2 separate regions of the Homo sapiens genome follow, and region 2 is linked to region 1. The links are chromatin loops, found by intact Hi-C in ENCODE. Cell type or tissue: sigmoid colon. All regions are shown on one strand. Each heading gives the region's core, and the rest is flanking DNA. Links, peaks and the distances in the headings are about the cores only. Region 1 overlaps CTIF (cap binding complex dependent translation initiation factor). Region 2 overlaps CTIF (cap binding complex dependent translation initiation factor).

Region 1 (15,620 bases), core at 6,261-8,760:
ACTCTGTTTGTTTTCTTGGTGCATAACTCAGCACCTATATGGTAGGATCCCAGTAGATCTTGGTGGAATTGATTCCATTTTTGCCCCAACTAACATGCCAATCAGAGATCCTTCTTCCAGAGATGAAAAAGAAGAATTTTCAATGTGTGCTTTTCTTGTTTAAGAACAAATAGTTTCTGCCGAGGTGGTTTTCAAAGTGATTGAAGAAGATTATTGGTCATCTGTAGCTGCAGGAGTCTCCTTGCTCTGCTATTTACAACTCATATTTGCTTAGCAAGCTCCTTTTTATTTTTTAAATATTTTTGAATTTCTATTTTTAGTTTTACTGTGGTAAGGATACTGAATATGGATCTACCCTCTTCACAGGTTTCTAAGGATAAAGTACAGTATTGTATCCATAGCCATAATGTTGTGCAGATCTCCAGAACATATGCATCTTGCATAACTTAAACTTTCACCCATTGATTAGCGACTCCCCATCTGCACTTCCCCCTAGCCTCTGGCAACCACTATTCGTTGCTTCTTTGAATTTGACTATTTTAGATACCTCATGTAAATGGAATTATGCAGTATTCGTTCTTCTGTGACTGGCTTATTTCATTTAGTAATGTCATCAGAGTTCATCCATGTTGTTGTATATTGCAGTTTCCTTCTTTGTAAAGGCTGAATAGTATTCCATCGTATGTATATACCACTTTAAAATTTTTTTCTTGGAGGTTAATATTTGTACATATTTATGGGGTACATGTGATATTTTGTTACATGCATAGAATGTGTAATGATCAGGTCAGGGAATTTAGGATATCCATCACCTCGAGTATTTATCATTTCTATGTCTTAGGGACATTTCAAGTCCTCTCTTCTAGCTATTTTGAAATATATAATGCATTGTTGTTAACCATAGTCACCCTACTGTGCTATCAAACATTAGAGCTGATTCCATCTAACTGTATGTTTGTACCCATTACCCAACCACTCTTCATCTCCCCACCCCCACCCCCAACACACACACACACACACACACACACACACACACATTGTTTTATCCATTTATCTGCTGATGGACATTTGGGTTGTTTCCGTGTCTTGGCTTATTGTGAATAGAGCTGCAATGAACATGAGAGTGCTATATCTCTTCAAAATCCTGATTCAAGCTCTTTTGGATAAATACTCAGAAGCGGGATTGCTGGATCATATGGCAGCTCTATTTTTAAGTTTTTGAGGACCCTCCATTTTGTTTTCCACAGCAGATGCACCATTTTGCATTTCTACCAACAGTGTACAAGGGTTCTAATTTCTCTCCATCCTTACCAGTTTGTCTTTTGTTTTTTTTGCTCACAGCCATTCTAACAGGTATGAGGTGATATCTCATTGTGGCTTTAATTAATTTGCATTTCCCTGATGATTAATGACATTGAGCATCTTTTCATATACCTGCTGGCCATTTTCCATGTCTTCTTTGGAGAAAGGTCTATTCCAATTCTTAGACTAGTTTTAAATTGAGTTATTAGGTTTTTTGCCATTGAGTTTTAGGAGTTCCTTATATATTTTGGACATTAACTCTTTATCAGATGTATGGTTTGCAAATATTTTCTCCTGTTCCATACTTTGTCTTTCTCTCTGCTGATTATTTCCTTTGCTGTGCAGAAGCATTTTAGTTTGATGCAATCCTACTTGTCTATTTTTGCTTTTGTTGCCTGTGCTTTTGGAGTCATATCCAAAAAAAAAAAAGTGTCCAGACCAACGTCAAGATGCTTTTTCTTTATGTTTTCTTCTAGTAGTTTTACAGTTTCAGGTCTTATATTTAAGTCTTCAATCCATTTTGAGTTGATTTTTGTATATGGTATGAAATAAGAGTATAATTTCTTCTTCGTGTGGATATCCAGTCTTCCCAAGACCGTTTATTGAAGAGACTGTCTTTTCCCCATTGTGTGTTCTTGGCACCTTTGTTGAAGATCAGTCGACTGTAAATGTGTGGATTTATTTTTCGACTCTCTATTTTGTTTCATTGGTCTATATGCCTGTTTTCATACCAGTACCATACTGTTTTGATTGCTGTAGCTTCGGGATACATTTTGAAATTAGGAAGTGTGATTGCCTCAAGCTTTGTTCTTCTTCACTCAAGATTGCTTTGGCTATTTGGGCTCTTTTATATTTCCAAGTGAATCTTAGAATTGTTTTCTATACTTCTGTTTTTAAAATGCCCCTGGGATTTTGATAGGGATTGCATTGAATCTGCAGATTGCTTTGAATAGTGTGAACATTTTCACAATATTAAATCTTCCAATCAAAGATCAGGAATAACACAAGGATCCCCACTCTTACCACTCCTATTCAACATAGTACTGGAAATCCTAGCCAGAACAATTAGACAAGAAAAGGAAATAAAAAGCATCCAAATCTGAAAGGAAGACATAAAATTGTCTCTGTTTGTAGATGACATGATCTTATATATAGAAAATCCTAAAGACTCCACACACACACACACACACACACACACACACACACACAAACTGCTAGAACTAATAAATGAATTCAGTAAATTTGCAAAAAACATAATCAACATACAAAAATCCTTTCTATTTCTGTGCACTATCTGAAGAGGAAATTAGGAAAACAATCTTACAATTGCATCCAAAAGAAATACTTAGGAATAGAGTCAACCAAAGAAGTAAAAAACTTGTACACTGAAAACTATAACATATTATTTTAAGACATGAAAAAAGACACAAACAAATGGAAAAACATCCCATGAGCATTTTATAATAGCATTCTAAGGACCTCTTTCTCCTGCCCAGGTCCTCAGCCTAACTGTGACTATGAGGGCTGCACACACAGGAGGGGTGCAATTATTGTTTATGGCCTGAGCAAAGGGTTGTCATCTCCCCATCAGCTGGTATCTCTGAGCCAACATGCCAGGCTGTGGGTCTGGCTTGTCTAGAGCCTTCATTCCCTGACCCTACAATGCTCTCCACCTCCTCCGCCTCTCCGTGCCTCTGTGATCCCGTGGTGTTGTTGTGAGGCTCTTCTAGGTTATCATTGAATGCCTCTCTCTGAGCCCCTTACTTAAAGTCCTTTGTTGAAAATTTCTCTGGCAGGGGAATTTTCTTTTCTCTCCTTTTTTTTTTTGTTTTGTTTTTTGATTTTTTCTGAGACAGAGTTTCACTCTTGTCGCCCAGGCTGGAGTGCAGTGGTGCAACCTCTGCCCACTGCAACCTTCTTCGCCTCCCGGGTTCAAGCGATTCTTCTGCCTCAGCCTCTCAAGGAGCTGGGATTACAGACGTCCGCCACCACGCCCAGCTAATTTTTTGTATTTTTGGTAGAGACGGGGTTTCGCCATGTTGGCCAGGCTAGTCTCAAACTCCTGACCTCAGGTGATCTGGCCACCTCGGCCTCCCAAAGTGCTGAGATTACAGGCGTGAGCCACTGCACCCAGCCAAGCAGGGGAATTTTCAACAAAGTTCCATGCGCCTGTTTTCCTCCACTTCCTCTCATCCTCTCTCTCCCCTGAACATCCCACCTTTCTTCTCTCCATCCAATCCCCCCAGCTCATCCCTACCCATAATTCCAACCCTCCTGTCTCTTTGGAGTCCAGCAGCCATAGCCAGAGGTCAGGAGTGGAGTAAAGGAGGAAGGCAGGGCGCTTTCTGCCAGGAATCTCCCATCTCTCTGTACCCACCTCCTGATCCCCACCAACCTCTCCCTCTGGTTGCCCCCTGGCTCTTCTCCCCTCCAGGCCCCAGAAATCCCATCTGCCCCTCCCTGCCCTTTCCAAGGGAAGGGCAGGGAGAGGGCAGATGCCTCTGAGGGGTGTCTCTGAGGGGTGCCCCCAAGGGACACAACTGGCTGCGCTCCTAGAGGAGGTGGGCAGGCACAGGCCAGGGAGGAGAACACAGAGGCCAGCAAGTCAGGCTTCTCAGGAAATGAAATTGCTCTGTGCAACAATGAGAGAGCCACTTTTTAAACTTTTTGCGTGAGTGTGCATTCAATTGCTCACATTGTTTTGGCTCCAGGGGAAATCTGACCTCGGAAAAGGCTGAGATGAAGCGGGTGTGGGTGGAGAGCCTCTGCTATTTCACAGAGTCAAGCAACACATTCTTCAGAGGCACCTTTCCAGGCGGACCATTCCTCCTTTCCCAAGAGCAGGGCATTCAGCTACCCAGCAGAGGCCAGGGCAGGACCCACTTTGGCCAGAAGTGACCAAGATAGTCTGTTCCCCAGGGGTAACAATGAACTCTGATGGGGAGCAGAGATTTGCTGGCTGGATCCATGGGGAATTATCTTCAGCCCTGCAACTTGAGAAGCTTTTACTACATTACAAACTCTCAGACCCCTTCTTCAACCAATTAAACCAAACTTCCTGAAAATGGGGTTTGCTCGGCAGGGATATGTAAGCTTTCCAAATGATTCTAATGTCCGGCCAAGGTTAAGGAACATAGTCTCAGCATCCTAGGTGCATTCAGTGAGCATCCACTGACCAGCCAAAAACCCTTGGGTGAGGGGCATAGCCTTAGGAGCCAGAGAGACCTGAGTTTGAATCCCAGCTGTGCCACTTACTAGCCGTGGGACTTTAACCTCATTCTTCCGTCTTTTGAAACCTCGATTTTCTTATCTGTAGCATAGGAATGAGAATAATACTCATCCTGTGGCTTTGTTTTCAGGCTTAAAATAAGCGAGGTGTTTCTGTGAAGCAAGTGGCATATGACAGCCTTGCAGGGAACTGTCAGTTTGTGTGTTGCTGTTGAATACAAACCGTGTTCCAGGCATGGCTCAAGAGAAAAAAAATCGCAACACAGTCAGCCCCAGAAAGTGAGGTCCATTCTCCCAACGGGGCATCCAAGGCCTCCATAAGCAAACACAACCCCTTTCTCCAGCCAAACTGCTCCACTTGTATTTCCATAGGTGGCCTTGCATTCCTCCCACCATGAGAACAATCTTTCTCCTCTTCTTGCCTGGCTCTTGCCCACCTTCAGGGCCGGGCTCACTTCCCACCGCCTCCTCACCCTGCCTGGATTCATTCCTCTTACAACATCCTATAGAACTAATGTCCACCCGGGGCTGTCAACGTCTGTCTCCAGATATGCTCTTTGCCAGGTGGCTGTATTAATGCCTTGTGACCCTTTCTTGGTTGCTTTTAAATCATTTCAGTCTTTCGTTGCTACCTGGGGACAGGCTAGGTCTCATCTGTCATGGAACCCCGGCTGCATGTTGCTCGGAGTCTGTGCTCATTCAACAAGCAATGATTTAGTTTGAGACAATGCTTCTTATTGAACTGCGAAGTTTCCTAGTAGTACCAGAAGGAGGGATATAAGTTGTGATCCTTCAGCGAAGAGCTTGCAATCCTCCTGAAATTAAGCAGCCATGAACACTTATGATGGATTGTAAGCTGGATGAATGTGGGGAAATGGAATGGGGAAGGAGGTGGGGAGCCGCCGGGGACAAAGGGCAGGGGAGCTGGGGCTTAAGGGAAAGTGGATTGTGGACAGGCATGGGGGAAATGGGGAAAGCCTCCAGGAAGGAGCCTTTGAGCCAAGGCGTGGGGGCCAGAATAAGCATGGCCCATCTGGGTGGTAAAGAGAGGGCCCGATGAGCGAGCCGTGGCCAGCTCCGGCTCTCACCAGAGGTGTTCTAGTGAATGCAGGATGACTCCAAGAACCTTGGAAAGGTTTTAAGCCAGAAAGCAACACCATGGAAGGAACAAAGGAGCATTCCTTTATTCATTCAACAAACAATGAGAAAAATGCTACTTCCTTATTAAACTGGAAAGTCTCCTGGACACATTGCTTGCTAGAAATGTGCTGAGATAACAAAGTCAACTAAATCTGGAGCAGTCTCTAGCCAGAGGAGCCCACGGGTAACTCAGTGCCCGGAGGAGTGCAGTGCTCCAAATAAAGCGTGGGCAGGAGAGGGAAGGTGGGAGCCCAGATGGAGGAAGAGGCGAGGAGGCAGGAGAGCCACCTCAAAGGGCATCCCGGCAGAGAGCAACTCCCCAGCTCCTGATTGCCTTTAAATTTGTTCTGACTGTAACGGTCAAACAAAAAGACTTAGCAGGAAGTGAAGGGCTAGAATGCAGCTTGAAAAATCAGGAGAACCTTTCTGCATGAACAGTTTATTCCAGCCCTAATCTTAGGCACAGACCCCGCCTGGAATGTTCCTCTGAGAATGTAGCCTTCCTAGGGCCAGGTACCCAGCCCCTGGGCACTGGCTTAGCATCGGAGTCCCTGCAGGGCCAGCAGCTGCTGCTATGAATACCCCAGCTTAAGCGACCATTCCTGTAACCTCCGCCGAAATAACTTCCCACCCGCTTTGTCCCCTCCAGAGCTTTCGTTCCCCTCTTCCGCTCAGCACACACAGTGAAGTTAACTCAGCGGGGTGACGCCGACCTACCCAGACCCCCACGCCCCAAACATACACACATAAACACACGGAAGCGGCCCCATCTGAAGCTGCCTGGATCCTTGACCTCCTCAAGATAGAACTGGAGTCTCCCACCCACCCCACCTCCACTCCCGACCCTCTCCCCAGCCCCCACCCTTTGACTGTTCTGCTTCCTTAGCCAGACTCTGCAAACTGAAATGTGAAATTTGAAGCCAGTGTTCCCCTTAGCAACCATGGTAACACAGGATCTGATAGAGAGCCTAGAGTTATAAAAATACCAGCTTCCACCAGACACTGGTTTCCAAAGGGAAACCAGTCTCCAAGCCAGAACCGTTTTTAAACAGTCTTAAAACTCAAGAGATTTCTAAACCAATCTCAACATGGCTCAGGAGGACATCTCTTTAATCCTGTTTTGGAAGGTGGTGTGGGTGCAAGCTTTGGGTATTTTCTCTGAAATACAGAGATTCAGAATGCATGTGCTCACGGGGGAATTAACTAGCCTTATGAAGGGTATATAGCAGGGAGCAGTTTTTCCTAATAAACATCAACTATTTGGCATTTTTTCATAGATTGAGCTGCCCTGCTGACCCCCAGTGAAATCTTCCTTCCAGTTCCCTCCCGGGGAGTCCTCAGCTCCATCCATCCTCCTAATTAGGGAGAGAGAATGATTTCGCCTATCTCCCCTTGCTTGAAAACAATTTAAATTCACAAAACCATTTTCCAGCCGGAATTCTACTTTAAGGCTTAGGTAGGGAGGTAAGAGATGGTGATGTCAAAACTTTTCTGCTCAGGACCAACAAGAAAAGTCCTACATCCCTGTCCCCAGCCCTTTCTCTCCCCACAGACGCACCCTCGGGCATGGGCCCAGCACGAGCTATAAATCCCTGTTCTCTGCGTTCCCTGCAGAGGGCACAAGCCTGGCGAGTGGGGGCAGTGAGGGCAGTAGGGGGACTCTCCCCAGGGGAGGGGCACCTTCCCAGCCCCCAGCCCCGCCTTCGCAGCCCTGGACGGCTTGCCCTCCCATCTCCTTCCCCCGCCTGCTCCTCCTCCTCCCTCTTATCTCCTGGGGCCATGCCTTGTAATTTTGAAAAATCTTCTGACTGGGTAATTAATGTCTGAACTTCAAGAGGCCCCTGCTATCTGCAGAGCTGAGCTGAAGGTGGGAGGGGACCGGCAGCTGCTGAAGGCTTGGAGGAGGGAGGGGGTGCAGATTATTTTTTCTGAGCTGTTTAATGGACGGGACTGGGGAGGATAGAATCGTACCTTGCCAGAGTTGTGGGTACAAGATGTATATGTACACAGGCACAAGCATCCGTCTAGATTTTTAAATCCTTTGGGGTAATCCTTTGGGGTTAAAATCACACAGTAGGATGCCCTCCTGCTCACACACCCTCACCGTCCCTTAGCAGTTTCCCAGCAGGTGGATGGCAGCAAACACTAGGGGAGCCAGGCTGGGGGACTTTCTGAGTGCAGGTCTGGTTGGGAGGACTGGTTGGGAGGGAGGGACAGTGACTTACACATTTCAGAGATCATAAACCGGGCACTGGGGGTGCAAAAAATGGCCATCAGTTACTCCAGGTAACTCAGAAGTCAAAATATAAGCCTGCCTGTTTCCCACCTTAAGGGAGGATCCAGGCAACTCTGCAGACGTCTGCAGAGCCCCCCGACCTCCGTGCTTCCCAGAGTGGGCCCCCGCCTTGCCCAGCCTCCGTGCTCCAGCACAGGTGCCCTCCATCTAGCAGTTGGGGTGCCGAGTGCTGGACCCACTGCTAGGCCCTGGGCATAAGCACGCTGGGGTCCCTGTCCTCACAGAGCTGCTGTCTCCTGGGGAGAGGAGGAGCAAACGGTGCCCTGCACTAAGAGCCGAGGGTGAATAAAGCACACACAGCTCTCCAGGACCCCTGTGGATCTTTCTCCAACCGACTCCAGCTCTCAGGACCTGTAGCTCAAATTAGCATTGATGATATCCACCTGCTGCCATTCTTGCCTTCAGATGTGAATGATGTTTAGGGAACTAACTTTTCTCCTCCCTTCTGTCCACCTCAAGACCAAGCCAGGCTCCAGCTCCTTCTTGATGGCTCTGCTCTCATTGCCGCCAGCACTGAACTGTAGGTCAGAGTGTGGGCGGGGCCAGGCCTTTTGAGAAAGAACCTCCAGGATCAGCCTTCTCTTGTAGCCAGGAAGAGGAGGGGAATGCTAGGGGAAGAAGGTGGGTTTCGGAGGCAGACAGTCTTCTGCAGCTTACCCTCTCTGGCCCTTGGGTAGATGTGTTAATTATTTTTGTTTGTTTGTTTGTGTTTTGAGACAGTGTCTCGCTCTGTCACCCAGGCTGGAGTGCAGTGATGTGATCTTGGCTCACTACAACCTCCGCCTGCCAGAGTCAAGGATTCTCCTGCCTCAGCCTCCTGAGTAGCCGGGATTACAGGCGTGTGCCACCACACCCAGCTAATTTTAGTATTTTTAGTAGAGACGGGGTTTCACTATGTTGGCCAGGCTGATCTCAAACTCCTGACCTCAGGTGATCCGCCCACCTTGGCCTCCCAAGGTGCTGGGATTACAGGCTACAGGCGTGAACCACCGCGCCCGGCCAGATTTGTTGATTATAAATTGACTTCCTCCCTTCCCTGTAGCTCACTGTCTGAGAGGTACACCACCCCCAAAAAACAAAGACATGAAATAAAAGGATGGGTTCACAGCATATTTTATATTGTATAAACTGAAGTGCTGCTTACTGGGAAAAAATGTGGAAGAACACAGTAGAATAAGGCTCAGGACCTTGGTTCACTCTCTGGGAGAAGGCCCTTCTTCTAGGTGCCTGTCCAGGGCTCTGCTCAGAAGTCAGTTTCTCAGACCCCCCCCCGACCACGCCCCAGCCTGTCCCCCCACCACTGTCCCCAGCCTGACTGCCTTCTCTTCATTGCCCTACTAGTGCCTGGCTTGGAGTTTTCTTTGTTAATCGCTTATTTTCTGTCTCTCAACTAGCATGGAAACTCTCTCAAGGCAGGGAACGTGTCTATTCACAGCTGTATCCCTGTGCCTAGAATAGTGCCTGGTATATAGCAGGTCCTCAGTAGATACTTATTGACTGAATTAAGGAAGTAGAGTGCCTAGACTGAGCAAAGCCAGAGACAATAGTCAGCCCTTCTAGAATTCATCTGGAATGATTTCTCAGTGGAGATAAATCCAGAACCCTTGAAGGGGCAATGTGAGTGAGCAGAGTGGGGCTGGCTGGTAGTGGTCCCTGGAGATGAGCTCAGAACGGGAAAGGGAAAAGAAACACCCCCCATCACCCCAGCAAGCAAGCCCAAAAGGGGCATTTGTGCCCACACTGTGAGTGAACCAGTGCAAACAGTGCTCTCAGCCTGCGAAGCTGCCTCTGTTCTGTCCCTGCCTTTGGTTAAGTGGCCTTTTCTCAACAACCCTCCACCGAGCTTCATATGAGATTCAGTCTGTCCAAAGTCAGAATCCCACAAACCACAATCTTTAGGAGAAGTCAGGAGGAGCTTCTAGCAAAGCTCCCTGGACCAAGAGCCCATGGGGAAGGGATTGTTGTGGGGGCCTGGGCACCTGCTGTACACTGTGACAGCGCTCAGCAGGGCCCTCCTCACTGCCCCTCCCATGAGGAACGGAGGAAGTTAGGAGTATGTGCAGGGGGCACGAAGGGTGGGAGAATGGAGTGGGTGGGAAAGGACACCCACAGTCACAGACCTTGAAGATGACGGAAACCTTGACAATTACAGCAGAATTCACCTATGGAGCAACATGGCCAGTAACAATATAACGTGAGCCACGTGTAATTTTACATGGCCTAGTAGCCACATTTTAAAAAACTGAAAAGGGAACAGGTGAAATTAATTTTATGCTGTCTAATATATCCAAATAATCACCATTTTAACGTGTAATCAATATTAAAAAGTACCAATGAGATATTTTTTACGTTCTTCTCTTTTGGTACGAAGTCTTTGAAATCCAGTCTGTAGTTTACACTGAAAGCAGCTCTCAATTTGGACTCAGGCACATTTGAAGTGCCCAAGACCACATGTGGCCTGTGGCTATTACGCTGGACCAGGCGGTCTGGAGGCAGCTTCTGGAATCCTCAGGCTTTTGGAGCAGTTCTGGACCCCTAAAGTAACTGGATTCCCAAAGTCTCAAAAGTACTTTTCATAGCCTCTCATAGCACCAGGCAGCAAAGGGGCACCATGAATACTAAAACCTCAAGCTCACAGCCAGTGTGCGTGTGGGGGCTGCCTGGCTGGAGAGCTCCCTGCAGGGTCTGGAAAACGTGGTCCTTCTTTTTTTTTTTTTTTTAAGACAGGGTCTCCCTTTGTCACCTAGGCTGGAATGCAGTGGCACAATCAGGACTCACTGCAGCCTCAACCTCCCAGGCTCAAACAATCATCCCACCTCAGCCCCCCAAGTAGTTGGGACTCCAGGTGTGCACCACCACCCCCGGCTAATTTTTTGTATTTTTAGTAGAGACGGGGTTTGCCATGTGGCCCAGGCTGGTCTCAAACTCCTGGGCTCAAGCAATCCCGCCTCAGCCTCCCAAAGTGCTAAAGAGGGGGAAAAGGTAGGAAAGAAGAAACACATAGAAAGGGAAGAGAAGGGCTGTGGCAGGGGTGGCCAGTTGCGTGACAGGGATAAGAGAATCCACGGATAGGGACACAGTGCTGGGCAGGGCTGGGCAGCTGCCACCCTCTCCTCACAGCAGCTCGACAGAAATCGTGGCCGAGTGTGTGGAAGGCACAATTAGCTCATTCTTGCATTGCCCCTTGATTACACAGGACTACCATTTCTGTAATTAAGACCTTCTCCCTTACTCAGAAGTATTGAAACATGAAAGTATTTGCTGAATCTGGTTTCCCAGGGTTAAAAGCCAGACTTAGGAAACGCAAACACACTTGTGGAAATGCAAACACACATTCAGTAATTAATTATCCTTTAATTAAGGCCAAAACCCTGCTGAAAACAATTAGCTCTAGAAATTGAACAGTAGGTACAGCTCCACTTTTTGCTGATTGTTCTTTCCTGATAGTCAGGAAGTGCTGAGTCTGGGGGGCGGAGGTGGTAGGGAATGAATTAGTCTGCCGCTTTTGGTCTGGACTGGACCAAGCTCTACTTTTTTTGGAAATGTTAGTCAGAGGAGAGTTTGAGGTGTGGGGAAGGGCAAAGAGGATGTGGTTTGGGCAAGGGGAGGCGAGAGGCTGCCCCAGGCTTGGATGCATGCCATGGGAAGTCTCAGAAGCTCCTGCTGGCCACACAGAGGTGGCTTGCCTGGCTGGAGTGGAGGGCGTGGGCCAGGGATTAGCTGACTGGAAAGCAATTAGATGAGGTGCGGCTGGCTGGGAAAATACCTGGAATCCCAGGGCCAGAGTTGAGACTTGCTTGGCTAACGCTGCAGGCGGGAGGCCTCGTGGGGCCTGGGGAGTGGAAGTGCCCACCAGTGAGGGTGGGAGGGTAGCCGTGTGGGCTGCGAGTCTTGGATGCCTCTTGCTGATGCGGAGAAGTGGATGAGTACAGATAGTGTGGGCTCGGAGGTCCTGCAGCCCTCTGGGAAAGATGCCCTCTTTCCCATTTCCTCTCTCTAAATGCCCCCCTGCCCCCGCCGCCCTCCACCTCTCCTCAGACTCCTTGGACGTTCCTAAAGCCTGCCTAGTCCCATCAGATCACCTCACCCCTTTCCTAGGTAGGAAGATGTAGGTGCACAGTGTCCCCCTTCCGGGGACTTTCACATTTTGAAAGGAGGGGTGGGGAGAGAAAAATGTGTGCCCCAAAGGAACAAAAAGGGTGCTTGGGATTTGGGAGGGGTAGGGAAGGTCACTGGCGCCACCAAACTCTCCCCAGAAAACACCTGCATGCTTAAAAGCTTACCTAGAACCCCCGAAGCCTGGCCTCTGGATGGGGGGCTTCCCAGGTAAGAGCCCCTGCTCTAGAAGTGGAATGTTAGGTTTTCATACAGGCAAGAGGGAAGGTCTTTATTGGTCAGAGGGGCCTTCCAGATCACCCTCAAAGCAACTGTGCAAAAGATTCCAAATGTTGGCCCAGCGCAGAGCAGGACTCTCTCAGATTCCAAAAGCCCCTGACAGCTCATTTTTTCCCCAGAAGGGACCCCAGCTCTTGCACAAACCCCTTCTCTCCCCTTCCCCCTCCTTTCCCCTCCCCTCCCCTCCCGTTCTCTTCCTTTCCCTTCTCTCTGTAGATGAGGGTCGGCAAATGTCTGGTATGAAGGGCCAGATAGTAAATATTTTAGGCTCTGCAGGCCAAGAGGCAAAGCCGAGTTTAACCACATCCCTGCGAGGTGTAGGGCGTGAGCAGCAGCATGTAACCAGGAGAGCAAGCGCCTCCACTCTGTCTTCATAGCGGAAAAAGCAGCCGTAGACGATATGCAAATGACTGAGAGTGACTGTGTGCCAACGAAACCTTATTTATGGACACTGAGATTTGAATTTCATATAATTTGTATATGTCACAAAATATTCTTTGATTTTTTTCCCCAACTACTGAAAAATGGAAAAAACTATTCTTAGCTCATGGGCCATAAAAAGCAGGCCATGGCCAGATTTGGCCGGTGGACTATAGTTCGCCCCTCCCTGATCCCGCTGTGTGGTTCTCAAGTGGGAAACGCTCCTCTCCTCCAGATGGTTTCAATGCACATTAAAGTTTGAGAGCCACTGTCATAAAGGAGAATTTGCAGTTTCCCAGGTGATGCTGATGCCGTCATTAGGGGGATCCCACACTGAATATGCCCAATCTAGTCTGACCTTCACCCTATTTTACAGATGGCAAAACTGAGGCCCAGAGGCAACGTACCTCTATCATATGAGCCCAGGGAAAGGCTTCTTTGTCTCAGGATGCAGAGCTGGGTGGTTTTCTATCTCTAGCCGCCTTCAGCGATCTGCCCTGCCAGCTCACACTGCCCAAGGCTCTAGCCGAGATACAGGAAATGTGGATGTGTCCCCCGGAGCCCGAGAGCAGCAGGGCTGCAGTGAGTCATTTCCCGTGAGTGGAGCTGGCATGCGCTGAGCCTTCCTCGTGCTGTCAGTTCGCTCCCTTCTGACCACTCCAACCTGCGCTTTAGAGGAACTCCCTGCCAGCTTCCGGGAAGCGAAAAGCACCCTCTGTGAGAAGGGAAAAAGGAAAGAACCAAGGTTTGCGTGTCAGACTTGCGTGATTTCAAATCCCATGTTCGTGGTACTGCCTGGGACTTGAAACAAATTCCTTCACTTCCTTGAGCCTCAGTTTCCATCAGTAAAATGAGAAAACAGCCCCTGCCTCTGCGGGGTTCCCAGAAGACCTGGAGATTAAATCTGTCCAGTGTCAGGCACACGGCAGGGAATTTTTATGGTGTCTTTATTGGCCATCCTGGCATTATGCATTAGCCACAAGGGTACCCAGCCTCAACCTCAAAAGCCACAGAAAAAGGCCACCTGATCCTCCAGACAACATGTGTGGCCATGGCTGTGCTGATGGTCTTACAGAGGCAGTCACTGTCCTACACTCCTGAGACATTGCCATTGACGATTTAGGTTGTGCTGTGTAAGGCTCATGTACTTGGGTCCCTTGGTGGCCTTCAGGGTCTGAGAACCCTGAAATTGTATGCAGACATCTGTGAACCTGTGCAGAGGTGCATTTTTCTGGGAGAGGTGCAGATTTTTCATCGAGATCCTCAAAGGGATCCATGCTCCCAAGAAAGCTAAGGATCCCACATCTATAAGCACAGTGCAGAAGGGAGCCCCAGACTTTCAAGGCATATTCCTGGATTTGAGAATCAGCTCCCTGACCCCCATGAGTGGCCTTGGGCACACTGGAGATCATCTGATCTCCCCCCTCTGGCGTGGTCCATAAAGCAGTGATGGGACTATGTGAGGATCAAGTAGGACATGTCAGGCCAGGTGTGGAGAGGGGACTGTGTGGGAGCTGTCGGTCATGGTCCCTTCCCACCAAGCCCCCCACCTGCCCTCACCCCTGACTTGGCTGCCCCCTACTCAACCTTTGGGTTTCCTCTGCAGAGAAGCCTGCCCTGATCACCTCATCCATCCAAAGGGGGCTCCCTCCCAGCTCCCTGTTTGCATTTGTCATTCTACCCCTCTGCCCCCCACTGTAGGTGGCCTGGGGACAGGCACCGGGCTGTTTGGTCCCCATGGCCCCAGGCCCTCTAGCCCATGAACATTTGCTGCAGGAAGGCACAAATGCATACCCCCGCCCTAGGAGCCACTGCCTTGGAGCCCACCCACCTCCAGGCCCCACCTCCCTCCTCCCCCAGCAGCTGCTTCTCTAAAGAGGCAGCTCCCACTGTGCTCTGGAGCATTCAAGATCCCAGCAACAAAGTCAGAGTTAAAAAGTATATTCTGTGCTTCTCCTGGAGCTGACGTGGTCCCATCAGGTGCCCCCTCTTGAGCACAGCCAGCAGCCCCCAGAGAGGCCCTGGGCTGCCCTTCAGGGTCCCCATGCTCAGCCTGGTCTTTTTCAAGGCCTGATTCTAAGGGCTGTGTGGGCCCTGCTTGCTCTGCCTGGAGGACAGTGGGGTCACCACTGGCATCTAGGGGACCCCTCCACCACCCTGCTGCCCCCTAAGATGCGTATGGGGCAGGCCCTCCAGCTTCTCACACCTCAACTCCAAAGGCCTGGGCGATTATGAGGCACCAGTGAGTGAGATCCCCAACCAACCCCATCACTTCAGCCCTCCAGGTCCCAACATCCCACCAGGTCCCCCTGGACTGCCAGCACCTGCCATTCCCCTAGAGGGGCAAGGAAGCAGGGTGGGAAGCCCCAGGAGACTGCCGTTGGTCATGCCCAGGTAAGGATTAGCCAGGCCTTCCTCCTCCACTCCTCTCCTCTTTGCCTGGTGCAGGAACAACCAGCTAGGAGTCAGGAAATCTGAGTTCTGGTGCTGGCTCTGCTGCCACCCAAGCTGTGCCTCTGGTTTCCTCCTGGGCACCGCACATAGATGCCATCTGTGAGTGTGTCCCCTGCTTAGTCCACATCACCTGCCATCAGCCTGCTGAGAGGGCGCCGGGGCCCAGTGGGACACCCTGGGAAATTGTCAGCTACTAGTCCTGCATCCCTGCCCACATTTGGGCTGTTTGTCCCTTCCCATCGCATAAGGAGCGGGGAAGGGCAGGAAACTGAGGCAGCCAGGGTTTGACAGCAAAGCCTGCACTGCCTGGCCTGGGGGCAAAGGAGTGAGGTCCAGAGGTTACGAGCTGCCAAGGACTGGGGACCTCATCTTTCTCCTCCTGGCT
Region 2 (15,620 bases), core at 6,500-8,999, 52 kb before region 1:
GATAGGAGCCGTGTGCCTCGTTGCCAATCTTGTTGTCTGCACTTGCTTTGGGATGAGTAAATATGACCTGCTTTTCTCCAATCTTTATTTCTTCTCAACGCTTATTGAGCACCTGCTATATACCATGCACTGTGGCAGGTCCTGTATGTCTCTGTTCATTTGCCCTCCACTGTGGTCTTTCAATCTGTTTGTGCAAATCTTAAGCATTGCATTCAAGGACCCAGGTGGGATACCTCAATGTCAGTGCTTAGACCAGATCGCCCTGACTGTTCAGTTTGGGTGGGGCGGGGGAACATGTGGCTTCCAGGAGTGCTAAGCCTGTGGTTCTCTCTGGAGCTTTGAAGTGCTCAGTGAGACAGAGCAGCCGATGACCGGATCATAAACAAGCATTTTGATTTTTGAATCTGAAAATAAGCGAGGAAAGAAAATGACCACTGATCCTCAGCCAGTCCTGGAAAGTGCCCAGAACAGCAGCATGCCAGGTGTCCAGTCATCATATCATCAGGGGGGCCTGGGTGCTGCTGCTGTGCCAACTACTGCCCCAGGCCCCCAGGGACCAGTGAGCTTCCTGCAAAACCAAGTGCCCAGCTTCCTGCCTCTTTGCCACTGCGCCACTGTGCCACTGCGCCACTGCGCCACTACTGTGTTCTTCAAAATCACAGAGAGCCCCGCTCCTGAGAAAGCCCAAAGTGCCTTTCTGTGCACGGCATGGGCTTTTACAAGTCTCATGGGCAGTCTACTGCAGGCCTTGTCAGAGACTCTAGATGTGCAGAGGCTGAGGGAGCCTTGGACAAAAGTCACTCCTTTCCCGTGAAAAGTGGCCATTGCCCTGTGTTGTTAGGAGCGTGGGTGGCTCAGGAGGGGAGAGCAAGACCAGCCTGCAGCTTCATGAATCAGGTCAGCTGGGCCATCTGGAGCAGACAGGTGTGGGTCGTGCCCCCGAATCTCATTTCTCTAGACAGGATTTCTTGCCCTGAGGCAGCAACGCTGAGGCCTGAGGAGTAGCAAACCTGTGCAGTAGCATCGATTGCTGCCTCGATGCTGATCTTGAGCATTTAAAACATGTCTCTGCACCCACGTTTCCGTCCTGCAAGGGATGATTGGGTTGTGGTAGAGCTTAAATGAGGTAATGCATGCACGGACCCCAGCTCTGAGCCACACCACTCGGATGGCTCCATCAGTGTGGGTGCCCTGCCCTGGTGGGATGAACTGGGAGGCCCTTCTAACTTTATCCCATCCTAGATTCCCAAAGACCACCCCATGCCTCAGTCTTGGGCAGCATTTCCATTTCCCCCCCCTACGCTGATTAAATGTGGAACAATGAGGGCAGGCAATGAGTGCTTTTAGACTATTGTCTTCCTGGGCGGTGGGCCCAGGATTGACAGGTGTACTCTTCCTCCTAGTCAAATCTGCCTCCTCCAGGAAACCTTCCCTGATCTCCCAGCCCAGGGACCTCACCTTCCTCTGACTCTTGAACATTTACCATGTGTCCCTTTCATGAAGTCTTCTGGGCTCCCCTGTTTAAGCTTTTCTTATCTGAGACTTGTATCTGTGGATGTCTTGGGGCAAAGAATGCGTCTGGGTCATCTTTGTGTCCCACCACCATACTGGTACCCACAAGGTATTCATCAGGCATCAGCTGGCTGGCTCCAGGAGCTTCCTTCACTGGGGAGGAAGGAGCATGGATAGGCAGGCATGGGAATAGCACAGGCCACAGCCACAAAAGGGAATGGCCTGGGGTTTTCTCCCTCTCGCTTCTGGGCCAGGAGAGCTTTACCCAGGTCAGGAATTATTTCACCATCACCCGTGTCCCTTGCCAGACCGTGTCCCCTTCCCTGCATGCCCTCACCCCCCACCCAGGGTTCATTTTCCCTGCTAAATCCCCTGATAGAACTTGGCCGGGCACTGCCCTGTCTGAGGCTGCCACGCCGAAGCAGGCCCTGCAGATAAGTGGGTTACCGGAGAAGGCCAGCTCGGGTGTCCCAGGCCCCAGAGGGTCACCCCTGGCTGGCTGGCAGCTCACCCCCAGCACCTCCTCCTCCTCCTTCCCCGGAGCCAGGCAGGCAGGAGACAGCAGATCCTTCCCCCCAGCTCTGTGAGCGGCCGGCCCCCAGCCGCCGCGGGGAATCTGAGCTATGCTAAGCGGCTCCAGATCGCAGCATCTCTGCCCTGCCCGGGCACGGCCGGCCCAGACAGGGCGCCTCTACCTGCCGTGGCTGCCGCTGGAAAGCTGGCACCGCCTGGGCTGATGGAAAAAATCTCCCTGCGGGTTATGTAACTGCTCACCGCCCTGTCCCTGGCTCCCCAGGGAGGCTCCCAGCCACTACCAAGAGAGAGCAGTGGCCCCTGGGCAGGAAGGAGACCACAGAGGGTCACTCTTTCAAAAGGAAGAAAATAGTGTTGCGTTATCTGAGGTCCTCCTCTGGAACCAGCCTGTGCATGGCGCCAAGGTGTTTCCTGAAAATGCTTAAGGAGCTCAGAGGCCTGCCCCAGTATTATAGCAAGAAGAGAGCTAAACCTAGCGGGAGGGAGTGGCCACAGAGGAGGAAGAGGGCAGGACAGCTTTGTTACTGTTTTTCTTTTCTTTTCTTTTTGGCAAATTATTATTGCAGTAAAATATACCATAAAATTCACCATCTGAACTAGTTTTAAGTGCACAGTTCAGCAGTACCCCGCATACCTACAATGTTGGACAATGCCCATGACCATCCCCCGGCACCCCACCAAACCCTCTCATCACCCCAAACAAAAGCCATGTACCCACCATAACTCCCCTACAGCAATAACTCCCCTACAGCAATAACTCCCCTACAGCAATGCCTCCCCTCCATCTTCCATCTCCATGAATTCACCCACTCTACAAATAGCACACATGGGATATCATACAATATTTTTCTTTTTGTGCCTGGCTTATTTCACTTCACATCATGGTTTCCAGGTTTATTCATGTGTCAGAATTCCCTTCTTTTTCATGGCTGACTAATATTCCATTTTATGTCTATACCACATTTTGTTTATCCATTTATCTGTCAATGGGCACTTGATTTTCTTCCACCTTTTGACTATTGTGATTCATGCTGATAGGAGCATGCATGCACAAATATCTGTTTGAGTCCCTGCTTTTGATTCTTTGGGGTATATACCTAGAAGTGGAATTGCTGGATCATATGGAAATTTTATCTTTAGCTTTTTGAGTATCTGCCAAACTGTTTCCAGGAAGGGTGTTTTTGATGGGGGAAATATCATGAACCAAGAGCCAAAGAAATGACACAACTGAGGGACAATAAGGACACTGCCTTACTGAAATTCAGCTGAGAGCTGGAGGAAGTCTATAAGGGGGACCGACTAAGAGGCAGAAGGATCTGGACTTTATAAAGTGGGACTCAGGGAGCCATTGTGGGTTCTTGAGATGTAGAGTTCCAGGATCAATTAAAAATCATAGACCAGTGTAGACTTGCAGGAAGGATCTATAGATCATCCAGTCCAACCCCCTCGTATTACAGTTGAGAGACTTGAGGCCTGGAGAGGTTGAAAGAGGCCATGAAGACATGTTGATAGGTCATAGGATGTTGGACTTAAAGATGTTTTACATCAGAGAACCAGGGGTTCTAGGTAGCCACGTGGTCTCTTGTGGAGAGGGAGCATATCCAGGCTTAAGCCTGCCCCTCAAAGACCTGAGCTGTGATGGCAGGCCTCATTTCCCTGCCCTACTCTCAGGATCCTGCTCTCTGGCCCCTGGCACATGGAACTGTGGCATTTCCACCACCACCCCCACCAGCCAGAGCCAGGAGCTGGGGTTGCCTGCCATGGGGAACTGTGCTCCCCTAGCGCTGGTCCCCTTCCTTCAGTAAGTGCCATGGTGGGCTCCAAGAGCTTCTGGGACAAGTCAGTGGGCATCTTCGAACCAGAGCCCCTGGGTGAGCAGGCTTCCCCAGGGGTACATAGCCTGCATTCCAGAGAGGGCCCCTAACATTGGCCTGTGGGCCGCTGATAGGAAGAATGGATAGAGACTCCGCACAGGGTGCCCCACCCCCGGCCCTGGTGCCCCTCACCATGCTGCTGTGGGCTTATCTCCTTGTTGCCCTTCGCCCATACCAACCTGCCTGAGCTGCGTTTCTGATGCCTATAATGAACCAGAAGGGAGTTGAGGGGACAGAGGGGGAGAGGAACAGGAAGAGGAGATGACAGGACAACTCTTTCAACAGCCAGCAGGAATGCCACACTTGGCCTTCAACCCTCCGCTCTAAGAGTATTTATACCCACAGTGTTCAGGGTGGCCAGGTTCCACCTTGTCTAGATAAAGAGCAGGCCCCCTTACGGAGACAGAGGTCTCCCCAGCTCCCCTCCAGACAGCCACCAAGAGGTCAGGAACACACAGAGTGCACGGCGCAGTGCATGGAAGGGAGGCGCTGTTGCAGGGGCAGCCATCAGTGCCTGGGTTACTCTGAGGCCAATCGGCATCATGTGAGCAATTTAAACCCATGGTGTGCCCAAAGGCCAGCTTTTCCTACTTCTAGGTCTTCCCTCTCTGGGCCCCTCTGTCCAGGAGAGGCGGATACACTCGACCAGAAGCAGAACCATGGGCACAGGGAGTCTGCGTCATGCTGGCTCAGCATGGCTCTGCCCTTGAAACCCAGAGCCTAGAATAAGGGGTCCCTGTACACCGCCAGAGTGCCTCACTGCCTCCCACCTAGAGCTCAGGTTTAAAGGCCTTCACTCGGTATCAGGGTGCAGAGCTCTGAGTCTTCAGGGAAAAACAGCGGCCTCTTTGGGGGGGACAGGGAGGAACCTGCAGGGAACGACCCTCCCTTAACCCTCTGCTGGCCCTTCCAGGACAGATCCCAGGTCCCAGAGTGAGAGAAGCTTCAGGCCACTTTGAAGTATGAGGACAGGCATGCTCAAAATCGTCCCCCCTCCAGCACCCCCTTGACAGTGCCGAGCCTGAGACCAAGTGTATTCCAGAGAAGTCTGTATGCACCCAGGTCATTCACACCTAGACCCATTAAGCAGAGAGGGCTTGGGAGCCAGCACGTCACCATGTCATGCCCCTGCCTCCCAGTTTTCCGTAGAGCAAAGGCCATACGAAAGAAGGGGGTAGCTTAGGAGGTATTTGGGGAAAGCCAGACTCCAGCTAAAGCTGGTGAATAGCTATAATCGGAATAAGTGCATTCTTGAGCAGCTGCGTATTGGAGCGCCACATATTGGACCCATACTTAGCATGGACCCCATTAGGCAACCGTCATTGCATTATTCTGAGTATTAAAAAAAAAAATGTGGCAAGGGGAGTAATATCTCTAAAGTGGGGTTCGAAGCACAGTCACCTGGAATCAGCCTTCCCTGCCATAGACCCTTCCTTTAATGCCTTACCACCTGTGGCATAAGAAATAACTCAAGCGGCCAAGAGCCAGCCACCTCCCCCTGGCTCTAGTTGTGGCGCCATGCAACTGGTTGACTCTGGGTGGATCTCAAGCGTGGCAGCCCTACACTTACTCTTCTGTTAAATGGGGTCATAATACCCATCTCCTCCTCCTGCCTACTGCACTGACATTATCATTGTTAAAATCCACTGAAATGCCTGACTTTTACCTGTGTTCCCTTAAGACTCCTCCTCCAGGAGAAACTTGTGAATTTCATAGCAGCATGTTTTTCCTTTTCCTTTTGATGATTCCATTCATTCAAGGTTCTTAGGGGAGGTCCCAGGCAGGGAAAGCGCCATGAGATGCCCACGCAGAGATTCTTCCACAAGTCCAGGGGCCCCCGGCACAGTAGGACTTGAGGTTTGGGTGCAGCACTGTAGACAGCCCAGGATCCAGCCACAAGGAAAGCTCTCCAAGGGGCCCTGGGACTGGCCTGGAGGCCCCACAGGGTTCCCTGAGCTCAGTACTGTGAAACCCCAGTGAAACAGGCACTGGCCTCTGCCTGACACATAAAGGGGGGCAGGGCCAGCTCAGCCAGAGGGCAGTTTAGGAACATCAGAGGAAGGGGCAAGCCCTGTAAGTGGAGTAGGTTGAGGAAGGCTTCCTGGAGGAGGAAGCATGAAGGAAGAGGCAGGATCTGGGTGGAAGGAAGACAACAAGAGGATCTGTAAGTGGCAGGACCCTTTGAGGGACTGGGGGTTGCAGAGGAGGATTGGGGAAGGAGGTACCGCCAGCCTGGCGGAGGGTGTCAATCAGCAAGCCCAGGGCTGAGGCTGCCCAGCCGGGCCGTGACCCCAGGTCACTGTAACCACACTGGCCCGTTCATTTTGCTGGCGCCTGCTTCTTGCCATTTCAGGCCAAGACCATATTTTCATCCAAAACTAAAACTTCTACCTCAAGAGGCGTGAGTTTCCTGCCAGCCTTGGGCCGTCTTTTGCAGGTGGCAGAGTGGGCTGCTGAATCTGCGACCCTGGCCAGGCTCCAGGGCCTCTGAACCCTGGGGTTTTGCTGAGGCAGGTGGTGTGGCACCAAGGGCCTGGCATCTGAGGCCAGAAGATACCCGCCACCCCTCCCTGGTGAGGTTACTGCCTTGTAGGAGAGGGTAGGGATGCCCACCTCCATATGCCCCCATGTGCCCCAACCAGCCCCTCTTTGTGCACCAGCTGCTTCCAGAGCTATATGGAGATGGGCGCCCACCGCCCAACCAGGCACAGAGGTGCAGTGCTCGCTGTGGGGGAGGGGGAGCATGATGCCACCCCCAGGAGCTCTGCAGGAGCCAGAGCAGGGTTGTGCAGGAGGCTGCCATGGGGCGGGTCTGCACAGCAACACTTGCTGCTTTCACCTCACTCCCCTCTGCAGAAGCCCCTTTTCCTCCCCTCCCTCAAGTGGTGGAGCAGGAGGCAGAAAGTCTGAAGCCAGCCCCTCAACTAATGTCACCGTCTGAGCCTCAGCATCCCCATAGGGGAAACGAGGGCACTGGGTCGGGTGTGGTCTGTGGGTCAGGTCTCCCCAGCCAGGCACCAGGCCCTCTCCAGCAGAGCCTGTGGCACCTCTGTCTGCCTCGCACAGCCCCTCAAGTGCCTTGAGCCTGTGAAGGTTGCAAGGAGGTCTAGGACTAGGGAGAGGCTGGAACCCACTGCGGGTGGGAAGAGAAGATGGGAGCTGCTCTGTCTGCAATCTGGCAGTTGTTTATCCCAAACAGGGAACCAGAAGCTGAGGATTTAAAGGCTCGGCGTGGGAGGAGGTGCTCTGGGCTGCAGGAGATCCGGTGGGGAGCCCCAGCCCTGCCTTTCCCTGGCTGGGCGACCTCAGGCCAGGCCTTCTACCCTGATGGTGGCTTCCTCACCCATAAAACATGGAGAGGTTAGAAGTCATTTCAGACATTCCTTCCAGCTTTGTTATCCCAAAGCAGATGCGCTAGGCAAACAGAGGGTGCCTGCTAAAATGCCTGTTGCTGACTGATTGGTTAGCGGGTTGACCAGTGCAGAGCAGGACCCATCCCCAACTCTCCCCACCCGGCGGGTCTGGCCGGCTCCTTCCCACCCGCCTGGCCCCATTTACAGAGTCTGGGGCCTGCTTGGCTTGTGTGTGCTGGCGGCAGCACCTGCTGGGTGGGCAGGGCGGCCTGCAGGGGGCACCAGTGTGCAAGGCCAGCCCTTCCTGCCTGCGGCCACCTCCCAGCATCTTGGCATCCTGGGGGCTGTCCCACAGGGAAGATTTAAACTATATGATGGTGACCGCCACCAAGCCACCCTCCTATGTGCAATTTTCAGACCCCTTGGGGTCCCAGCCCTGAGTCCAGAAACCTCAGGCTGAGAGTTGGACTAGAACCCACAGCAAGGGTCCCCTCCAGACCTCCAAAACGGGCCAGTGTAGTACTCATTCCCATTTTATACCCAAGACAACCAGGGCTCTTGGAGGCCACAGGAGGGCCACCGAGGTCTCAGGTAGCTTAGAAGGAGGACAGAGCATGGGTCCTGGATTCCCTGGGAACAGTGCCTGCCCAGAGACCCAGCTGCCCTTAGGAACGAATGAGTATCAACCAGCTGAGGCTGCATTTTCTTAAAATGCATTGGTTTGTCTAGTGTTGTTTATGTTCTTTCTCAAACAGCAGGAAGAGGTTGTGGGAAGAGCCCTGGCTGTCAACAGGCTTCTCCCATGCAGTAGGGGTGGACAGAGGGACTGCAGCCAGGGTCAAGGGCAGGCCATGGGGCGGTGGGACAGAGAGCAGGCCGCAGCCTCATCTGGCCTCAGTAGCCTTGTACAGAGGCAAAGGGGCTTCCGTGTGGGGTGTCAGCTCCTTCCACACCTGCCTGGACCCGGAAACAGGCATGCCTTGAGTCACCAGCAGTGGGCAGCCGTAGAGTCACTGTTTCAACACCGCCAATTTGTTGGTCCCACGCCTGGGGCCCCTGTGGTCATTGCAGTATGTTTTATGGAACATTCTGTGAGGATTCCTCTTGGGGTTTTTTAGCAGCCACCCGTTAGGATGTTCCTAAAGTAGAAGGCAAACAGCCCACAGGGCCTCAGAATTCTAGAAAAAATGTCTGTGCACAGCATGGGAGCCTGAGCCAGGAGGGCATTCTCAGCCATCTTCTAAGGAGCCAGGTAGAAAAATGGGGTCGATTCTATTGTAGTTACTTCCTTATTTTAGCTATTCATTCAGAAATGTTAGCTGTTCAAAGGGTATGTCATTTATCAATCAGGAGGCGGGAGCCCCAGGTCTGCAGGAGTGCAGGGGAGGATGTGAGCAGGTCAGTCACAAGCTAACTTAGAACAAGCATTCAATCCCCCAGAAAATGCACCGGGGAAAGCCACAGGCATTCCCTTTTGGTAGAAAAGGTCCCTGGTCTATCTTCATCGATGGGACTCTCATCCGGGGTTTGTACCAGGGGAACCTGGCCAGGGGATGGCCGTTCAGCCTCTGGGCATGTTGGCAGAAGGGGTAGTTCATGGTGTGCCCTGGGCACCCCATTTCTGATTTCTACCCCTGAGCCAGGAAGGCCTCTCCCATCAACCACCGTGGGACTGTGAAGCAGGTAACAGGCAGAGGTGGTGGGGGTGTCCAGGGGCCTGAGGTGGCGGTGAGGATGGGCATGGAGTACTACACTTCATTGAAATGCCAGCAGCCAGGAGGTGAGCACCTTGGGTTGGGAGTGCTCCCTGAACCCCAGAACTGGAGGCGTTCTGGGGGCATTCTCACTAGCACCGCATCGGGACACATCAGTCCAGCAGGTCGCGCTGGTCCCTGGGGAGCCCAGAATGACAGTTTGTTTCTTTTTGTTCTGGCTGACAATGATGCCACAAAGCTGTTTCAGCCCTGACTGAGAGTACAGGATCTGGACAGCCCCGATTTGAATCCTAAGTTTAATACTTCGTAGCTGTGTGGCCTGGGCAAGTGGTTTTCCCTCTCGGGGCCCCAGTTTTCCATTTATAAACTGGGGTAATAGATAATACCTGCCTCCTTTGGGTGGATGAGGCTTGAATGGTGGGGACGATGGTGTTAGTATAAACACAACATTGACTGGTGTCGCTCATGTCTGGGGGTTCCTGTCAGGGGTCCAACAGGAACACCAGTTACTCCTCCTTTGCCATTGGGCCAGCTCTCTGCAGTCACTGGCTGGATACCAGCTGTATGCATACACTGTGGGCCATAAGTATCCCTTAGACCTTTGTGGGTGGGGGTTAACAGCCCCATTTTATACATGGGGAAAGAAAGTTCCAGAGAGCTTAGGAGGTATACGTCAAGTCACGCAGCTGGTCAGTGACAGACAGAACTGGAGCCAAGTCCCTGGTACCCCACACTCTGTCTCCTCAGAACACACTGCCACCTGCATGCCCTGATTGGTCAGGAGTGCATCTGGAGGGGGTCAGTTATAAGGCTGAGGAGAGGTGACAGGGAAACGAGATAAGAAACATGCCATTTAGGTGGCCATGCTTTCAGAGCCTCCTCCCCACAGGCCAGGCCTTGGGCTCTCCCCACTGCCATCTTATGACCAAAAGAATTGAGAGACAGCTTCCCGGCCAGCGCTTAGCAGCGGGCTTGGGTCTGCTGCCTCCTTTCCTGTCTTGCCGGGGGTGGGGGAGAGTCTCCACCAAGCTGCAGACAGACAGAAGAATGGTTCCTTGTCCTCCCAAGGGGGACAAGACTTCTCCATGTCCTTCCTTCCCACTGGGCTGGTTTCCAACCCACCACCTTCATGATTCGTGAATGCAAAGAGAAGACCACTTAGATCGGTATGTTTTGCTTCCACTTGGCAGCCCTAGGTGCTGGAGGCTGCAGCTCTGGGTGAAGGTGGGCCCTGGTCTGTGGGGTATGGGCATCTGTGAGCACCATCTGCATGCAGCCCCGGAGGTCAGGTGGCAGAGTCTCCCATGACAGGTTCCAGCAGCAGAAGTCCTAAGGAAGCAGCTTGTGTCTCAGATGAGGCTGTGTACCTCCGTTGCCTGTCTAGGCTGGAGGAAGGGTGATGGCACCTTTAACTGGTCCCTTCCTTACAGATCACTAAGTGTAAGAGGCCAAGCCTGCAAAGAAAAAAAGGGAGAGGGAGAGAGGAAAAAAAACTAGAGCCTGTGCGCTATGTCATTTCTAACACTAAATGATTAAGAAGTGAGGACCCTGGGGTGTGAGCCAAGGCAGCCTGGGTTGCTCAGTCCTCTAGAAACCCTTCTAAGCTTTCCTCAGCACACAGCCCAGAGTGCTACCCGGAGAAAGAGCCACCTTGTAAATCGCTTTCTTCACTGTGCTGCTATGCCTTTCAAAACAAAAGCTAAAAACTCCTCCCACCCCCATACAACTTGATTTATCATGACCCCGTCATCTCGGTGTCCCGGTGTTAGTTCAAAATCAGGCTCAAAACTGCAAAGGCTGGAGGGAGACTGTGGGAGGGTGAGGGACACTTTATCCAGCACGTGGCACACGCACCTCTGCCGCGTCGGTTCATGCGTGTCCCTCCCTGCGAGCTTGGCGGGGCACTGTGGACACTGGGTTCTCTGCCTGATAAAGGGGGATCCTTTCATGTAGCATGCATCAAGATGCATGCATGGTGTGCTGGGCTGTCTCAGCCACTCTCCCAGGCTTCCCTCCTGCCGGTCCGCACACAAGAGGCAGCGTGCTGGGGAGCCAGTGGAATAAGGGCCCCACAGGGGCAAGATGGCCAGAGGCCATTTCAGCATGACCAGCATTTATGGATCTCCTTCTGTGTACCTAGCAGGGCAGAGTGCAGGGGTAGGGCTTAAGGAGGGGGGCGTGCTGATAGCCTCAGGAGGCCCATCTGTCCCTCCCTCTCTCCCTGGACTCCTCTGTCATCCCATCCCCTCCTAGCTGGCATGATTTTTCCTGTACTCAGATCGCAAAAGACTAGCAAGCCAATATGTTTGCTGGGGGAGTCACAGAAGGCGAAGACCCCCCCATCCCTGCCTTCACGGAGCTTCTGGCTTTGTGAGCCCCCCTCTTCTTGTTGTCAGGCTCCCAAATGACCCCAAAGGGTTTGCTTGCAAAAGTTTGTCCTCTGGACTTTGTGTTTTTCCCCATCTGCTCTACCCTCCTAGTGCCTCCTGGCTCCGGCCCCAGCGCCAGCCCCTGTCTGTCCCTGCAAACACAAGTCAGCTGTGTGTGCAGACAAAGCCGTGCGCCGCAGCGGGGGCCGGGCCTGCAGAAGGGACATTTCCAGGGAACTCTGGGGGCGGCGGCTGGGAGGGCAGAGGCGACTGTCTGATTAGCAGAGACTCGGCGTCACAGTCTAGGGCAAAGAGGGTGCGGGGGATTTGGCCGGGCCCCAGGGGCCAGTGGCTGTGGGTGGTGACCAGGGGAGGCAGCCAGGCTGGAAGAAATCTGCTGTTTGAGAAGTGGAGGAAACGGGCTGGAGAGGAGAGATAACAGCCCGTTCTCTGTGTATCTGCATGCGTCTGCCGGCGAGGGTGGCTGGAGCCGGGCGGTCTGAGGCCATATCTAGCGAGATTTTTGTTCTGGGTTGTGAAAGTGACCTATGGAGCCAGCAGCAGGGTTCAGGGCCTGGGAGAGAAGACACGTGGCCCTCCCCTCTCCTCCCCTTGTCTTGTGTTAGTCTCCCCTCCTCTCCCCCTTGTCAAACAGTAGAAAAGGGAGGGGGCATGGGGGCAGGAGAGGAAGCATTCTTAGTGCGGTAAAAGGCCTGGGTTTCGGTCTGGATTGTACCACTAATTTGACATATGAACTTGGATACTTCCCCTAATATTTCTGGCTGTCTCTGTCTCATTGGCTGTAAAATGGGGATTATTTATAACTGCTCTGCATAGCACGCATGAAATAAGGACGTGAAAATAGTTTGTAAACTGTAAAGTGCCACGTAAATGTTAAAGAGTTGTACTGATTCAAACTGCTTTGAAGCAGGGGCTGGGGCTGCTGATTAAAGACCTGCCTTAGATGAACTAGGTGCTGAGTGGTGGGCAGGAGGGTGGGGTGGGTAGGATCAAGACTTAGGGACCCAGAAGTTTCCATGGAGGCAGGGGTGGGTCACGGGCCCAGCCAAGTGAGCCCTGCCAGAACCAGGACCCAGGGCAGGCGTGGAGGGTGAAGTCCAAGAGCTCTCTGGGTGGGGGTGTTTGGTCATGGGCTTGCAGATTCAAGTAGAAGGTGGCCTGGGTTGGGCATGGACTTCTCCAGGGAGACAGGGGAAGCCATATGAAGCCCCTTGCCCATCAAGCTCCAGGGCCCCTGCCTGGCCTGGAGCATAAAGTCCCACTGATTGCAGAGGGATGGGGGCAGCACTCTGTTTTCCTCTCCTGAGCCTCTGCCACCCAAGGAAGCCAGGTCCCCCTGTCCCCCCACCCGCTCCCCATCCTGACCTGGAAATCAGCCCTCTCTGATGTGGAAACTCAGGCAGGAGCTGGCAGGGGTGACAAGACTGTGAGCGGGAGAGAAGCTGAGCTATTTAAAGCGTGCAGCGCCCAGGGGACATGAATGCCACCCACCCACAAGGCCTTCTCAGCATTCGCTTTCCCCTCCTTGGCCCAGATCCCAGGCCCTCAGTGCACCCACAGGGCCACAGGTCAGGTGCCCGAGGCTCTGGGAAGCTGCAGGCGGACAGGTCCTGGGGCTGGCATGAGATGTGGTTCAGTCCAACCTCGGCTTGGGTTCCCTCCTCTGGGCCTCCGGGCTGAGTTGGCGGGGCCACACAGACTCCTTGGCTCCTGTGCCTTATAAACAGGGCTGAGTGTGAGTGTGGAGCTTAGAAGAGGAATGCCCACGCCTGTGGCCCGGGGCAGCTGCCACCACCCACCCCCACTCCACTGGCTACCAAGCCACCAGACTCAGAGAGCCCATGGGGCAGGAGTGGGAAGTGGGGAGCTTCGCCTGTAGACCCTTCTCCCCTGCCCAGGCCTGGCTTCCCAGAACACCCCAGATTACAGATGTTTTTCTCCTTCATCTCCAATTAACATTTACCTGTCCTGGGTCCTAACCTTTAGTGAATGACAGGGTGTACTGTCCCTCCCTTCCTATCTGGGAAAGGCTGATGTCTTAGCTGGGAAGAGCAACTGGGATCCAGGCCTGTTAGACACAGGGTCCCATGTAGGCCACCACAGGTCTGGACCACCTGGGAGGCCTAGCTGGGGGGCTCCCAGGGGCCAGTCCACCAACCACAGCTGGTCTACATTGCACCAGCACGGCTTATGTATGGAATGACTTGAAAAGTCGTCGACTGCCCTTTCTGGGAAGGACTGGCTACTACTCTGAGATTGCATCCTTCCTACCATATTGGCATTAAGTTGTCCTTTCTTTTATGATATGACGGATGAAGCTTTAAAAAAAAAAATGCTTAGCAAAATAAAATGTGGGCAACCCTCAAATTTTACCAGTCCAATAAATCTTGGAGCTCAGGACTCTGGTTCCAGAACAGCACGGTTCACCTGGATACCCAGCTCTCCTGGCACTGAGGAGCCCGGGGATAAGAGGAACTGTTGAGTGTGTGGGGTACAGCCTGGGGAGGCCTCCGACCCTGGGGCTGCATGCCTCACCCTGACAGTAACTTGCAGCTTGAACTGCCAGTTCATCTTTACACCTGGGATTTCCACCCCACCCCACCTCCTCTATCCTCTCGGCTGGAGACACTTCCTCCCACGTGGCTGGGAATTCAGTGTTTTGCTGTCTGCCGCAGGCTGCCACCATCCCGTAGGCCGGGGGAAACCTGCGGAGGCTGCCTCCAGGCAAGCGCTGCCTGCCGACCACCGCCCTCTGACCCCAGTCCACCGAGCCCCAGAGGCACCCAGTCAGCACTCACTCCCTCCAGCCTTACGTAGCGTCCACACGTATGCTGTTACCCACACGGGCCACCAAACCTCCAGTCCCCTGCCCTATCTCACACACATCTTTACATTGCTCCATGTGCACTCTAGTGGGGATGGCCTTTTCCACACCAAGATTCATTCATTTATCAGCTGAGCATGTGCTGTGTTCCAGGCAGCGAGATGGTGGAAAAATGGAAAAGGAGGTCCCCTCTCCTGCCATTGGGCATCTCCTAATCTGGTGGGGAATGCAGACAGTACCCAGTAACTCCAGACCAGCATGCTAGGTGCTGTCATCGCGGCACACCCAGACGGCCCCGAGCATCGAGAGGAGAGAGAACTCACATGAGGGTGTCTCACAGAGAGAGGAACACAGGCCTGAGTCCCAGCACCTGGGCTGGGGGTGCCAAACAAAGAAACGTGCAGAAGGGCATTGTCTAGGCGAATACAGGAGCATGAGCAGAGGCAAGAAGCAGACAAGAATCATGTACAGCAAAAGAAGGGGTTGTTCCCGAGTATAGTGTGCACTGGGGGCTGAGGTGGGAGGAGAGAGTGTGGGCCAGAACCAGCTTGGGAGGGGCACTGTTTGCCCTACCTGGTCGGAGGGACCATACCCTTTGGTCTCTGGGGCACCACCAAAGGTTTGTAAGGATGGAGGTGATGTCTCCTGGTTGGCATCTTTGGCTCTCTCTCTGCAGCAGGATGGAGGAGGGCAGGATAAGGACCCTGGGAGGAGCAAAGCACCCCACTGGGGGTGTCCTATTGGAGCCTCCTGGGAGAGCCAGGAGAGGTGTGGGCAGCCTCAACTCTGTGGCAGTGGGGCCTAAGGGTCAGGGGATGATCCATGAGTGGTCAGCAAAAAGAGAGAGACAGAGAGAGAGGTGGGGGGACTACCTGTAGAGCAGTTAACATGCATCAGCACCACAAGCAGGAGGACCGCTGGGCAGAGAAACATGTATGCACATTCATGCACGTGTACATGTGAATAACTCCTCTCACACATGCTGGAGGAAACCCTCGCTGTCATCCACACTCCCAGGAATGGCCACATTAGACATCTTCCCCCTAGTTCCTGAGAAGCAAACCCGGGAGAGCCCAGCCCTCAGCCTTGCTGCATGCGTGAGCATGGAGTTTTGCACTCTGGCCAGTTTTGCCTCTAGTTCTTTGTTTCTGGAAAAAACAGGCACTAGGGTGAATTTCTTTTCTCTTTTCCTACCATCCCATCTTCCTTCTTCCTTCTCTTTTGTCCTTCCTTCCTTCTTTCTTTCCTTCCTTCCTTCCTCTCTCTTTTCCCTCCTTCCTTCCCTCTCTTTCTTTCATGAAGAAAAGCTCACAGAAAGGCAGAAGGAACCACAGTCTATTGACGTTTCTGACTCTTAGAGGCTCCAAACCGAAACTCAGCTGTGGTTGCTCTAAGTGGCTACAAAATTAGAAAAATAA

Evidence for each region. Hi-C counts contacts between places; a loop is a spot of excess contacts. Peaks named below come from ENCODE experiments on the same cell type or tissue, not always from the same donor. Only the 100,000 strongest peaks of a DNase experiment are listed, where the experiment ranks them.
Region 2: a loop joins it to region 1, with 2.1 times the contacts of the local background. A loop is called at or near these places in 22 of 110 quality-filtered maps.

The regions. Positions count from the first base shown.
Region 1 is chr18:48,821,504-48,837,123 of GRCh38, forward strand. The region is part of intron 10 of CTIF (cap binding complex dependent translation initiation factor); the gene reads left to right. It overlaps CTIF-AS1 (CTIF antisense RNA 1), which reads right to left. Exons shown (of 3, transcript XR_935449.3): 3 at 1-13,496. Among named protein-coding and RNA genes, the nearest start is that of CTIF-AS1, 13 kb to the right of the region's middle. RefSeq lists enhancers at 11,171-11,834, 14,297-15,197, 15,198-15,620 and a silencer at 11,435-11,729. In sigmoid colon, for the core only: no CTCF peak of the experiment used is centred there; a DNase peak (open chromatin) is centred at 7,268; H3K4me3 peaks cover 332 bases; H3K27ac peaks cover 156 bases.
Region 2 is chr18:48,769,706-48,785,325 of GRCh38, forward strand. The region is part of intron 9 of CTIF (cap binding complex dependent translation initiation factor); the gene reads left to right. LOC107985147 (a long non-coding RNA gene) reads left to right here. Exons shown (of 2, transcript XR_001753444.2): 1 at 1-6,084; 2 at 7,120-10,449. Among named protein-coding and RNA genes, the nearest start is that of CTIF-AS1, 64 kb to the right of the region's middle. RefSeq lists enhancers at 6,356-6,856, 6,857-7,357, 8,593-9,534, 8,978-9,117, 9,575-10,206 and 3 more and silencers at 9,188-9,267, 11,291-11,473. In sigmoid colon, for the core only: a CTCF peak has its summit at 7,552 (motif pointing right); a DNase peak (open chromatin) is centred at 7,563; H3K27ac peaks cover 423 bases.